2 separate regions of the Homo sapiens genome follow, and region 2 is linked to region 1. Evidence: chromatin loops called from intact Hi-C (ENCODE). Cell type or tissue: MCF 10A. All regions are shown on one strand. Region 1 overlaps TMEM131L (transmembrane 131 like). Region 2 overlaps DCHS2 (dachsous cadherin-related 2).

Evidence for each region. Hi-C counts contacts between places; a loop is a spot of excess contacts. Peaks named below come from ENCODE experiments on the same cell type or tissue, not always from the same donor. Only the 100,000 strongest peaks of a DNase experiment are listed, where the experiment ranks them.
Region 2: it touches region 1 in a loop (7-fold over the local background); 2 of 110 quality-filtered maps call a loop at or near these places.

What each region holds. Positions count from the first base shown.
Region 1 is chr4:153,633,411-153,635,910 of GRCh38, reverse strand. It overlaps TMEM131L (transmembrane 131 like), which reads right to left. Exons shown (of 35, transcript NM_001131007.2): 33 at 1,631-1,719; 34 at 340-479. Among named protein-coding and RNA genes, the nearest start is that of TLR2, 50 kb to the left of the region's middle. In MCF 10A, a CTCF peak has its summit at 939 (motif pointing left); a DNase peak (open chromatin) is centred at 960.
Region 2 is chr4:154,312,922-154,315,421 of GRCh38, reverse strand. The region is part of intron 10 of DCHS2 (dachsous cadherin-related 2); the gene reads left to right. Among named protein-coding and RNA genes, the nearest start is that of DCHS2, 180 kb to the left of the region's middle. In MCF 10A, a CTCF peak has its summit at 944; no DNase peak of the experiment used is centred here.

The sequences.
Region 1 (2,500 bases):
GTAAAGATCAGTGAGTCCACATAAAGACAGCTGTGTCACACAGAGGGCTGGCCCATGTTCAATTTTATCTACAAAGGACCATTGCTTGGTGTGTTTGGGGATGTTTTTCATTTGGGGTGGCCAGAATGTCAATGTCTGCAAGACCCCACCCATCTAATTATTACATGTCAGTTTCCTTCAGAGGGTGGCCAGCCCTGGCTTCTGTGATCTAAAAGAAGCAAGCCAGGCTTTGGCTGGTCCAAACCCAACGCTAAAGCTAGCTGAGACCAGGATTAAGGAAGCAGTGGAAACAATTCAGAGCTGCCCAGGGGTTCACGGCACAGGATGGGCAACACTGACCGGAGAGCTGATGAAACTGGCATGTCCCCAGGCAGCAGGCATGTTGGGTGGGGTGTTCCAGGTAGACTGAGAGTTGTGATCAATAAAGTCTGTCTGAACATCTGCAGGACAGGGGAAGCCATTGGCATAGTTCATGTTTTCTACAAAGAATGGGAGAATATCATCATAGGTAAACATTTTCATTGAGAACTGAATTCTCACTCTCAGGCAAAAAAGCTTTCAAGGTCTCACTATACTGACAAGTTACAGACATAAATACTTGGTCCGTGTGGACCAGGAGAGTCGTTGCAACATCATTCTCAAGATTAAAACTTTTTATCAGACACACAACCTGGGAAGCCCTCAATGTGGAAGGTCTTCCTCCTGGCTTGTTTTTCTCTATTTGATCACTTGATGGGAATCTTTCTATTACACAAAATACATTAAAATACTACTAGATATCTAAATAGTGTCAAGGTTCTTGCCAGTCTTTAAAATGTTTTTATTACCTGTCATGCCAACCTCAGCGACCTACACATATATCATCTGGGCTGATACAGCAATCCAAAACCAAGGACTCCTTAGATACCATTAAGAACATAATGAACACAGACCCTCACAATCATAACATTCCCAAAGCACCCCCTTGTGGTTAGCATGGAGCAATGCATGTATCAAAATCTAGATAAGAATGATACATCCCTTCCCTGAAAGGGCAGCTCTAGTATAAGAAACCATGATCCAACAGTAGTGCACAATAGAGCATTTTCCAGTTGACCAGGGATATCCCATAGCTCTCATTTTTTTATTATTACAGATGCTTGAGCCCAAGCATCTGCAATTTTCCACAATTTCCCCTCCAAGCTTCTTTCCTTCCTTCTGCAGCACCACCCAAGGGCAGAGAAGTTAAGGACATAATAGGAAGCAGGCCAATGTTTCTATTTCACATGGGACTTGACTGCCTAAAAAGAAGAGCGAGCAGCTAAAGCCCCGGCTTCCCAATGGATACCCAACAATGTTACATCTACATGGATCCAAATGACCTAGTTCTACCTAACTGGAAGGACTAAATGGATTAGGGTTATTTTTGAAGCCCCCAGACACCCAAAATTGAGGGCTTTTTGAGGGTCATATAAAATTATATATGGCATCAGTGCACAACTGGATCCACATGAAGCCATTCGGCAGTCTACTGCAAGCTCATTCTCAAAGTCTGCTCGCTGTTAAAAGGATTCTTCTTAGTCCACACACTTCCTGCTTTGACCTTCTAAGAATAAAATAATGGCGTTGGGATTGTCTGAAGAGCCCTTACCTTCTGGAAAGGCATTGTAATCGTTCAATTCCAATGGACAGTATGCGCTGGAAAACTGGCCTTCGCATGTTGCACTCCAATCAATGAAACTGCCACAAAAAACAAGTGGTCTAATCAGAAACAGGATGTCAAGACATCAAGTAAAGAAAATGGAAAATGATTTTACTGCCTAGCATCCTAATCACTGTGAATTCCCCAATTTTGGAAAATAAAAGATGTACTTTCTCAAGTCACAGAATCAAAGGCTTACTAAATGCTGATCACTAGTGACATGCCATCTGCAGGATGGACGGCTGGACTAGGAGCACACTTGTTTTTAACTATGCTTGTTAAGTCTAACTAGAGACAGAATAGAGAGCCGTGGCTTTATCAGCACTGTGAAAGAACAGCTGGAATACCTTTAAGTGTCTTTGTGCACATCTGAAGGACTTAAACATGTTCCATTAAAAACGTCCACTCAGAGCAAGACCAGCATTCATCTTAGACAAGCATAACTATAAAGACTATACTTCATTATACTTTGATCCCTATTGCAACCTAGATTCTTATTATAGAAATGAGATAGGAAATACTGTTGTAATAAGCTGAACCAAGAAAACCATCAAATGGATTCTGTGATTAAATATCTAACATTTTCTTAAGACTCCCTAATAGAATGACATATTAATGTCAAATAGCAAATTTGAGAAACTGCCATTGTGTAACTATTTTTCAATATTCAAATTATTTGATCTTTTAAAACTTTAAATTTGGGCCAGGTGTATTGGCTCATGCCTATAATACCAACACTTCGGGAGGTCAAGGCAGGAGGATAGCTTGAGACCAAGAGTTCAAGAGCAGCCTAGGCAACAAAGCAAGATCCTGTCTCTA
Region 2 (2,500 bases), 680 kb before region 1:
ACATTGAGAAGAAGAAGAAGATAAATGGTTCTTTATTTCCTCTGTATATATAGCATAGTGGAAGAGGCATGGTGCTGGTGTCAGACTGCCTAGATTTGAATCCAAAACTACCATTTACTTATGCCATGTGACCTTGAACAAGTTACTAATTCTTTCTATTTCCCTACTTATCTGTGATATGGAGATAATAACAGAGCCTAAATTATAGTTTGTTATGAGTATGAATGAATTATTACTTGTAAAGAGCTTAGACCAGTGTCTGACACAATAAATGGTCAATATGTTAACTTTGTTACTATTTTTACTATTTTCAAACACTATGTCCAGACAAATGACTTCGGAGTAAACAATTACTATGGCTAGGAATTTATAAATTTCTTAGACTTGCTTTTCAACATCACTGTGGCTGTTTTGGCAACTAAGGTTCAGCAACTTTAACCATATTCTGTTTTTATCTTAAACAAAATAATTACAAAAATTACAGTGCTGTGTTTCTTATTCACAGCACATGCTGAATTTTTCCATCTGAACTAATATGAATAGTTTATATTCCCATTCACATGTGAAACACTGAACTAATGTAAATATGAATATTATATGAATATAAACTATTCGTGTTAGTTCACCTTAATAATCCGGTCTTTTAAAATTTACGTTTGTATATAGCAAATGGCATTATATATCAATGTAATATTTTGTTATATTTTTGCAAGAATTGTAATAGATATTTTTATGGAAATAGTATTAATAATAGCATTTCCTTGTACATTGTTAATTTAAGGGGCAAAAGATACATTTACTTGAAATTTTAAAGTAAATTATAAAATATTTGAATACTTTGCCCTCTTGGAAAACACTGTCTTTTAATGAAATGCATTTTACATGAATTTGTATGTGATGTTACTAACACTCTTTTCAAGGGCTAACCCAATTTTCTGTCTTTGACCGGAGTGGGGCAGTGTGATCAAAGAGTTTTTCTAAGAGTTGAGTCCGAAGCATGCTAACGATTGTTTGCTCCAATCTGTCCTTAGAACTTAGTACGTTTTTGGCAGTATTCATTTTTAGGGTGTCAGAAACAATGAAGAATATACATAAGCTTTGTGTTTCACAATAATTTTAGCTCAGTAAAGTTCTCTTAGAGTGTTCTCTGTAGAAACAGAGCAATACAGGGTGCTGAGCAATGCAAAAACTACTTCCCAAAGTATATAGACATATACTGAACTTATTGCTGATGTTGTGTGATTTTGCAAACAGTAAGGTATGTAAAATGCTTCCTCCCTTTGGCCTTGCTTTATTTTATGAATTTTATTTTTTTGTAATGGATTCTACTAAAAAGGCTCCTCTTGCTTTAATGCTTGAAGAGGGAGAAAAGAATTTCTCTCAAAATTTGCATATATTAACCAAAGAAAATTACCATAAATATATTCTTCTGATTTTTACTGTCAAGTTGCCCAGTGTTAATGTTATTTTCATTTAGAATGAATTATCTGCAACCTGCTAATTATAATTGAATTGAAACTTTATTATTCTAGAGATTATGGTATGCCAACTGAGAATTTAGGTACAAAATTATTGTTTTTCTGAATTAATGGATGATTGAAATACACATTAACATCTTCATGAGTCTCATGTAACCTTACATATTTTGGAGACAATTTTGATTTACTGGAAATCTCAGTGTTTTTAATGAGGCCAGGTCTGTTAAGTAGGTGGTTATGTAAACACATGTGAATATTTGTGTGTATGCACGTACTTTCGAATATATTTTCCCTCAATCTTTTTTTTTCTTTTTTGATTATTGGGTTAAAACAATGAAACAGGATTATGCATGAGAATTAAATGACTTAGTCAAGATTTTAACATAACTGGCATTACACTGGAATTTATGAATGGTTTACTTTATAGTACGTATTTTTTTAAAAAAATACCACAGTGTTCCTTAATACTAGAGAGCTTAACATGTGTTTTCTAGCATTCTACGATGCAGTTTTTAAAAATGTAAGTATACAGTGTTATTTGGCATTCAAAGCCCACAGGGATTTGAGCACTGAATGTTTATGGTATATGACTCACATTAGCTCTAGCAGGAGTTTCTTCTTGTATCAAAAGGAAAAAACAACTACCAGATTTTAACTAAGGTATTAAAACTGCTGCAGCATTTGGTGCCATCAACAAGAGCGCCATTGTTAGTGAAAAAAGAGCTCCCCCTGCAGTGCCCTTCCCCCACTCCCAAGAGGAAAGGGTGCCCCACTGGGAATACCACTCACATTCGCTCAAAGGTGTCAAACGTAAAATAACTTAACAGTATATTGCCACACTGAAATATAGAATTCATTAGTGGATGTTATTCTCTATTCCATAAGAATGTATTCTGTTTCTGGGGTCATCTTCAATAAACTACATCTGGTTTTCTGGAATCCCTGGTGCTGCACTAGGTGTACAACTGCACCGCCTAAGTCTACACTTGGAGCCAGGGAGAAACACCTTATTTCATCAAATC